Linked DNA regions of Homo sapiens: region 1 is linked to region 2. Evidence: chromatin contacts called from ENCODE Hi-C or POLR2A ChIA-PET data. All regions are on one chromosome and are shown on one strand. Each heading gives the region's core, a stretch centred on a gene start or an enhancer-like site at or near the end of the contact. The rest is flanking DNA. Distances are from core to core; before and after follow the strand shown. Region 1 has its middle 130 kb from the start of MIR5192. Region 2 has its middle 50 kb from the start of B3GNT2.

Region 1 (4,699 bases), core at 1,624-4,123, 190 kb after region 2:
CTAATCCCACTCATGAGGGCACAGCCCTCACAACCTAATCACCCCCAAAGGCCCCCCCAACCCACCTCCTAACACCATTACCTTGGGGGTTAGGATTTTAACCAGAGAGGAGGAATTTTGGGGGAACACAAACATTCAGACCTTGGCACTCAGGAAGCTGGGAAATGATACCAGGTATTGGAGAGGAAAAATGGCTTTCCTCTATCCTTCTGGTTCATTGGCTAGGCTACTAATTACATTGACATTAGACAGATTAACAGGGGGAAAAACATGTTTAATTCCATGCATACACATGGGAGACCCACAGAAACAGGAGAGTCACAGAAGGGCCAAATGATTGGAGGTTATATAGCATCCTGAGCTACAGAAAGGAACAGGGGCTTGGGGCTTCTGGGGGGTTACCTTACACAGATGAAAAGTCTCTCAGGTAATAAAGCTTGTCTAAGCAGCCTTCTTCCTAATACAGATACTTTTACTAAGGTAAACTTCCTTTATAGATGTGTTTTTTTTTTTTTATAAAAAGAAAGCTTTTCAGAGCTACCCCTGTCTGCAGTTTCTCAGAATAACCAGCTCAAAATATACCAATGAAGTGTATTTTGGGGTGGCATATTTGGGTCTCCTACAGTAATATTTTTGGGTGGTGTGTCCTGAGCCCCAACACAGAAAGACAAACGATGGGGTCTGAGGACAGGTGAGCCAGCCTGAGGGTGAGTGGCTTTGGGTGGGGGACTGGGGAAAGGTCAACTGAATGAGCTGAGGATAGGGATGGGGTATCACATATTCAGGAAATGCTGAACACCCTGGGGGAGGGAAAGAAAACCTGGGGGTTAGAAAGCATGTCTACCAGGTGGGGCATGGTGGCTCAAGCACTTTGGGAGGCCGAGGCAGGTGGATCACCTGAGGCCAGGAGTTTGAGACCAGCCTGGCCAACATGGTGAAACCCCATCTCCACTAAAAATACAAAAAAGTTAGCCAGGGGTATTGGTGTGCACCTGTAATCCTAGCTACTTAGGAGGCTGAAGCAGGAGAATCTCTTGAACTCGAAAGGCAGAGGGTTGCTGTGAGCTGAGATCACGCCACTGCACTCCAGCCTGGGCGACAGAGCAAGACTCCGTCTCAAAAAAAAAAAAAAAAAAAAAAAAAAAAAAAAAAAAAAGCATGTCTACCAGTTTTCAAGTTGAAACACTGCCTCTCCTTCTTATTCTCCTACAATTCTGCTTCCATGGGTTTTCTACATGTGGCAGTGGTTAGGAGGAGTTTTGCAACATTTCAAACAAATGAGCTTTGTGTTTGTAGGGAAGGAAGGCTATCTAAACACTGATATGTCTAGAGAGACTGGTGAAGAACTTTTCCAAATGGGCTGCCAGGCTCTGCAAGCCAGTGAGCTCAGAGAAAAGCTCATCAGGGCCAAGAGAGAACTCTTTCTATATCCTCAGGATCCAGCCCTAGGTACCCGGGACAGCATTCTCTTCCCACCCAGAGAAGCCAGGGTTCCACAGAACTGAGCCTCCTTCCAGCACTAGCGGCTGGTGGGGGTTGAGGATTACCCGTATTTCATCCAACTGGAGACACCATCCACTGTAAGCTGCACTGTTATTTTATGTACCATTATGCAAGAAAAAAAAAAGCCAAATATGGAGACACCACTTAAAAGCTGGGATGCTGTAAGAAAATAAGTCTTCCCACAGGAGTGGCAGGCTGGAAATGCGCACGTCTCAATCCTGACACTGTGGAGGGAGGAACAACAATTCTCTCCTGACAATTTGAACCACGAGCCTGTGCTCATGCAGATTTGAGGTCTGAATTCATGCTGTCAGTGTGGTCTGAAAAAGTCAAGCTGAAAATTAATTTAATGTGGTCTCAGGTTGGTGGTGACCTAGAAGTGACTGGCAGCTGTGCATCATTTCCAGGAGAACTCAGCTTCGCATTGCAGGACGCCACTCATTTTAAAACACATCCTGGTTTCAGTGATGTTAAATATGAAGAAATGTGTTGCTTAAAATTAATGATGAAGGGGGCCAGGTGCGGTGGCTCACGCCTGTAATCCCAGCACTTTGGGAGGCTGAGGTGGGTGGATCATGAGGTCAAGAGATTGAGACTATCCTGGCCAACACGGTGAAACCCCATCTCTACTAAAAATACAAAAATTAGCTGGGCATGGTGGCGCGTGCCTGTAGTCCCAGCTACTCGGGAGGCTGAGGCAGGAGAATCACTTGAATCCGGGAGGCAGAGGCTGCAGTGAGCCAAGATTCCACCACTGCACTCCAGCCTGGCAACACAGCGAGACTCCATCTCAAAAAAAAAAAAAAAATTAATGATGTATGGGCATGAAACGGATGTGACGTTGGCTGAACTTATTACTAACTTTTCCAGGTTTGTCTGGAACGTTCCTGGTTTTAGCTCTAAAAGCCATGCTCCCTATGAAATCCCTCAGTCCCAGATGAACCACAAAGGTTGATCACTCCACCCATCTGGTTGTCTTTTGGAGTTATCTCCTCTGGCCTAGGGGGCCTTGTTTTTACAGGGGTGGGATGATTGTACCGCAGCACGGACACCTGACCTGGGGGGAGAATAGGGGAATATGGAAATTTAAACTCAGGAATCTGAAGAAATGAGAACACTTTCGGAGAACACTAGGCCTGGCCTAGTTATTCAGTTTCTCTTGGGTTCCTGTGCATTGAAATAATTTCAATAAATTCTCCCTTTTATTTACGTGCTCTTTGAGGGGTGGGGTAATTTCAGTATATCTCTGGCCTTTATAGCTAATGGGGCCCTGACTGAGGTAGGGAGGCAGCCCTGAAAGGCTTTTTAGAGGCTCCAAGACTAGCCTAGGCGCCAGGCTTGCCACTTGGAAAGCTTCCAAGAGAAACCAGCGATGCCTGTCAGCGGGTCTGTGTATGTAGGGGATGGGCTCTCCTTAGGCAGATTTGTCTAAATGAAGCAGAAGTACCATGAGCTCCATCCAACACTGTTGTTATTCTCACAACCCTGTAATTAGAATGATGTGAATTATTCCCTAAACAAAGGCCTAGAGAATAGTTTAACCATCTCTGTTTTATTTGTGTACTAAATAACTGTACTTGGAGTCATGTTTGTTTCCAAGCTCCTTATCACGTGTTTTCCTTTTTCTCTTCCCTGCCTCCTATACCAGTAAACTTCTTGAGGGAAGAGTAAGGTTCTCCTGCTCATACCTGCCTCTCCCAGGGCCCAGCATAGCTGCTTGTTTTCCTGTAAGCTCCTCGAGGACAGGGAGTGGGCCTCTGTGTGTTCCTAACGCCGAGCACCATCGTGACACCTAATAAGTTCTCAGTGAGTGAGTGCTGAACTGAGCTGCCACTTGTAGACTCACCAATAAATACCTGAGCCAAGGATGACGGATTTCCTCATCCAGTCATTCACTGAGTAGTTAATGAATTTGTATTATACGCCTCCATGCAGCTTACATTCTACTGAAAGGCAGACCAAAACCTAGTAAACAGACAAATAAAGTCAGAATAAGGTATGGTAAATGCTGTGGGAAACAAAAAGGAGAAAGAGGCCTAGTTGAGATAGAATAGCCAGGGAAAAACCCCTCTGAGGAGGTGACAGCTGTGAGAAAGGAAACACTTTCTCCCCACTCTCTTAGGTTCAGTGTTGGAGGCCTGTGAATTAAACTGACAAAAGACAGATTGGCAAAACAAAAACAGAATTTTACTCACATACATACATGGGAATTCACAGAAAAATGTGGCTCAAAGAGGTGATTAGGATTGGGGGCTTATATATCTTTTTCACAGGCTCTCAGATGAAAGACCTTTGTCTTTTGGCGGTAGCTCTGACATTTTATGACACAATATACACCCTTAATAGGAGAAGGGGATGGAGAGAAAGGAGACTGGAAAACCAGCGACTTCTAGAAAAGATAAATGGGCCCTAAGGCAAATAGATATGAGGGAGATATGATAGTTTTGTGACCATGTCTATTTAGGAGAGTTTTTATAGCCTTGTGGCTTCCCCTCTGGTGAAGGGAGTCACTCTTCCATGGTTGGGAAACCTCTGGGAAGGGGATCTATGATGGTTGCATTCTTTTGGGAGGCTCTGCTTTTAGGCAGAAAGGGGAGTTTAGGAAAGAAACTCTCTTCACCATGGTATGTTCTGGATCCTTTTGCTAGAAAGTTGGTTTCTTTTTTTTTTTTTTCTTGAAACAGAGTCTTGCTCTGTCACCCAGGCTGGAGTGCAATGGCTTGTGGATGTCCTTCTGCAGCTTTCTCTGTATTCATTGTTATGGACTGAATTGTGTCCCTCCAGATTCATACGGCGAAGCCCTAAACCCCTAATTCGACTGTATTTGGAGGCAGGGCCTACAAGGAGCTAATTAAGATTTAGTGAGGTCACAAGGGTGCAGCCTAAAGCCAAAAGGACCGCTGTCCTTATAAGAAGGGAAAGAGACACGAGAGAGCTCCCACTTCTCTCCTAAGCAAGCACAAAGAAGGGGCCATATGAGGACATAGGAGAAGGCAGCTGTCTACAGGACAGGAAGAAAGGCCTCACCAGAAAGCAGCCCTGACAGCATTTTGATCTTGGACTTCCGGCCTCCAGAACTGAGAAAATAAATCTCTGTTGCTGAAGCCACCCAGTCTGTGGTATTTTGTGATGGCAGCCCTAGCCAACTAATAGACTCGGATTAGTATACACAAAGATCCGTGCACAGGGAGTGTGT
Region 2 (4,194 bases), core at 439-2,938:
ATGCTGACATTTGGCATATGAATGATTCTGTCACCCGGGTAGTGAACATAGTACCCAGTAGTTAGTCTTTCAACCCCAGTAGTCCCTAGTAGCTATTATTGCCGTCTTTATGTCTATAAGAATCCACAGTTTAGCTCCCACTTGTAACATGTGGTATTTGGTTTTCTGTTCTTGCATTAATTTGCTTAGGATAATGGCCTCCAGCTGCATCCATGTCGCTGCAAAGGATACGATTTTATTCTCTTTTATGGCTGTGTGATTTTTTCCCCCCCAGCTATTCTGGGAGCTACTCTCTTTAGGGTACCTTCGCATATGTAGTACGTTTTTCTCCTGTTAATCTGTGTATTGTCAGTTGATTCACAGGCCACCGACCAATTGGACCTAAATTGGTAGAGAAGTTTTTTCTCCCAACAGTTTATATAAATTTAGTTTATTAATTTTAACTGCTGCATAGTGTTCCATTTAGAATAGGCTGGAGGTTTTTGTTTTTGAGTTTCCTATTATAAACCAAAAACAAAATTCTAATCTCCCCAACCAACTGAATGTACCCCCTCAGCCAAGGGGATCCCAAAAAAAACCTGAAAAAGTTCAGGCCATGACAGGAAGAGGGGTGGTTAGAAGTTCAGGCCATGACAGGAAGAGAGGGGGAAGGTCTCATTATATACCCTTCTCTTTTTGGAGTTTAGACCCAACTGACCAGCATTAACATTAAAACAGAGATTTTAAGACCGACAAAACAGACTCTTTGTAGCAATAAGATCAAATTCCAACCTGACTCTGATGTAACATCTCATGACAGACAGCAGGCCCGGAAGGAGATCAGAATATTTTACCCCAAAATATATTTCTTCGACATACTTTGAATGGCCCTGCAAAGCTGTCCCTTGTGGGGGAAATTTGCATTTTTTTAGAGAATCTCCTTCCTCTACTAGGTTTTTCCACAGAGTTTGACACCTTTTAGGTCAGATAAGAGACTGTCACATCTATTATCTCTGAAGCTTGTTCTTTGGAGGTTTCACCTACATGACAAAAACCTTGGCTTCCAAAACATTCCCCCCTTACCATAACTCAAGCTGACTTCAACTCTTCACTCAGAGCTTAACTCTTTGAACCAACTGCCAGTCAGGAAATCTCTCAATCCACCTGTGACCTAGAAACAGCCCCCAACTCCCACTTTGAGATGTCCCCCTATTCCAGGCCAAAACCAATGTATACCTTCCATGTATTGATTTATGTCTTTGCCCATAACTTCTGTCTCCCTAAAACCAAGCCGCAATCCCACCATCTTGGGCACATGTTCTCAGGACCTCCTGAGGCTGCAGCATGGGCCACGGTCCTTAACCTTGGCAAAGTAAACGTCTTAATCAATTGAGACCTGTCTCAGATGCTTTTTGGTTTACACTATCAATGAGTGGGTTTTTAGGTTGTCTTCAATTTTCCATTGCAAATAATGCTGCTGTGAACATCCTTGAACATGCATCCCTGTTTACATGTACAAATATATCTTAGAAAACAGGAATACTGTATCATGGGTTATGTGCTTTTTCTTTCTTTCTTTCTTTTTTTTATTGTAGACACTGTCAAATAGACTTTAGAGTACTAATAAATGTTTAACAACCAGTCTTCCAAAAAGAGGAAGTGGGGCTGATTTGTAGCATTTGCCAATTTCCATGGTGTGAATTCTTCCACCATGGCCGATTTCAAACTACTAATGAGACATGAATGCACAATCAGCTCTGTTAGCTGGTATGAAGTGGCTCCAGCATAGTTCTCAGAATCTCTCAAACTCAGAATGCATATAAATATTGGCAAATAGCCCTCTAAAGTAGCCCAACCAATGTATACTTTCACAAGCAGTGTATGAGAATATCTACAGTCATGCTCCGCGTAACGATGTTTCAGTCAATGACAGATGACATGTGTGACAATGGTCCCATAAGATTATAATGGAGCTGAAAAATTCCCATCACTAGTGTCATAGCACATTATTTATGTGTTTGTGGTGATGCTGGTATAAATAAACTACTGCACTGCCAGTCATATAAAAATATAACACAATTATGTGCAATACATAATACTTGATAATAAGTGTGTTACTGGTTTATGTACTTACTATACTGTGCTTTTTATCTTTTAAGTATACTCTCTACTTATTAAAAAAAAAAAAAAGTCCTTTCCACGCTACCTGCAGAGGGGTCCATACGGCGTTGTTCTGGATTCCCATCGTAACTTAAAGGGAAACTTTCACAATGTCCGGAGCCCTTGATGTCCTGCAAATGAAGGAGGAGGATGTCCTTAAGTTCCTTGCAGCAGGAACTCACTTAGGTGGCACCAATCTTGACTTCCAGATGGAACAGTACATCTATAAAAGGAAAAGTGATGGCATCTATATCATAAATCTGAAGAGGACCTGGGAGAAGCTTCTGCTGGCAGCTCGTGCTATTGTTGCCATTGAAAACCCTGCTGATGTCAGTGTTATATCCTCCAGGAATACTGGCCAGAGGGCCGTGCTAAAGTTTGCTGCTGCCACTGGAGCCACTCCAATTGCTGGCCGCTTCACTCCTGGAACCTTCGCTAACCAGATCCAGGCAGCCTTCCGGGAGCCACGGCTTCTTGTGGTTACTGACCCCAGGGCTGACCACCAGCCTCTCATGGAGGCATCTTATGTTAACCTACCTACCATTGCGCTGTGTAACACAGATTCTCCTCTGCACTATGTGGACATTGCCATCCCATGCAACAACAAGGGAGCTCACTCAGTGGGTTTGATGTGGTGGATGCTGGCTCGGGAAGTTCTGCGCATGCGTGGCACCATTTCCTGTGAACACCCATGGGAGGTCATGCCTGATCTGTACTTCTACAGAGATCCTGAAGAGATTGAAAGAGAAGAGCAGGCTGCTGCTGAAAAGGCAGTGACCAAGGAGGAATTTCAGGGTGAATGGACTGCTCCAGCTCCTGAGTTCACTGTTACTCAGCCTGAGGTTGCAGACTGGTCTGAAGGTGTACAGGTGCCCTCTGTGCCTATTCCCTACTGAAGACGGGAGCGCTCAGCCTGCCACGGAAGACTGGTCTGCAGCTCCCACTGCTCAGGCCACTGAATGGGTAGGAGCAACCACTGACTGGTCTTAAGCTGTTCTTGCATAGGCTCTTAAGCAACATGGAAAAATGGTTGATGGAAAATAAACATCAGTTTCTAAAAAAAAAAAAAGTTAACTGTAAAACAACCTCAGGCAGGTCCTTCAGGAGGGATTCCAGAAGAAGGCAGTGTTATCATAGGAGATGACAGCTCTATGCGCGTATTGCCCCTGGAGACCGTCCAGTGGGACAAGATGTAGAGGTGGAAGACAGTGATATTGATGATCCCGACCCTGTGTACACCTAGGCTAATGTGTATTTGTGTCCTGGTTTTTGACAAGAAAAAATTAAAAAGTAAATAAATTTTTAAAAATTTTAATAGGAAAAAAGCTTACAGAATGAGACTATAAAGAAAATATTTTTATACAGCTGTACAGTGTGTTTGTGTTTTCAGATAAGTGTTATTAAAAGAGAGCCAAAAAGTTAATTACAGTGAACTAAGGTTAAATTTATTGAAGAAAAATTTTTTAATTTAGTGTAGCATAAGTGTATAGTGTAAAGTCTACAGTAGGGTACAGTAATGTCCTAGGCCTTCACATTCACTGACATCTCACACACTGACTCACCTAGAGAAACTTCCAGTCTTGCAAGCTCCATTCAGATAAATACCCTAGACAGGTATACCATTTTTTATCTTTTACACCGTATTTTTACTGTATCTTTTCTGTGTTTAGACAGACAAATACCATTGTGTTACAGTTGTCTACAGTATTCAGTACAGCAACATGCTGTACAGGTTTGTAGCCCATAAACTCTACCATGTAAGTAGGCTGTACTGTCTAGGTTTGTGTAAGTACTCTGTGATGTTCACACAATGATGAAATTGCCTAATGATGCACTGCTCAGGATGTATCCCCGTCATTAAGCAACGATGACTGTATTTCCCATTATCCTTGTCAGTGCTTGGTAATACCATAATTTTTGCCAGTATGATGAGTCAAAACTCATTTTTGCATTTTTCCCAATCATTGGTGAGATTGAGCGTTTTTGTTTTTCTTTTATGTCTTTGCTACTTTTATTTCCCTTTCCATGAAATGGTCTTTTGCCTTTTGCCTGGTT

What was found. A loop is a pair of places that touch in the nucleus more often than their neighbours do. ChIA-PET counts read pairs that join two places held with the same protein, here RNA polymerase II (POLR2A). Pooled maps may share reads with other maps.
Region 1: a pooled map shows a loop between it and region 2 (2.8-fold over the local background). The contact joins two enhancer-like sites. A Hi-C loop is called at or near these places in 1 of 168 maps with a recorded cell type or tissue (GM12878), 7 of 37 single-sample maps with no recorded cell type and 5 of 50 pooled maps. POLR2A ChIA-PET finds 5 or more read pairs at or near these places in 5 of 52 experiments (CD4-positive, alpha-beta T cell, Caco-2, GM12878 and 2 more).

What each region holds. Positions count from the first base shown.
Region 1 is chr2:62,331,289-62,335,987 of GRCh38, forward strand. No RefSeq gene overlaps it. Among named protein-coding and RNA genes, the nearest start is that of MIR5192, 130 kb to the left of the region's middle. RefSeq lists an enhancer at 2,716-2,945. Within about 2 kb of position 2,874, at least 3 of the 41 ENCODE cell types and tissues checked have a DNase peak (open chromatin) inside an H3K27ac peak, as active enhancers do; they include GM12878, where a contact is called at or near this core.
Region 2 is chr2:62,144,128-62,148,321 of GRCh38, forward strand. It overlaps the pseudogene RPSAP26. Among named protein-coding and RNA genes, the nearest start is that of B3GNT2, 50 kb to the right of the region's middle. Within about 2 kb of position 1,689, at least 3 of the 41 ENCODE cell types and tissues checked have a DNase peak (open chromatin) inside an H3K27ac peak, as active enhancers do; they include GM12878, where a contact is called at or near this core.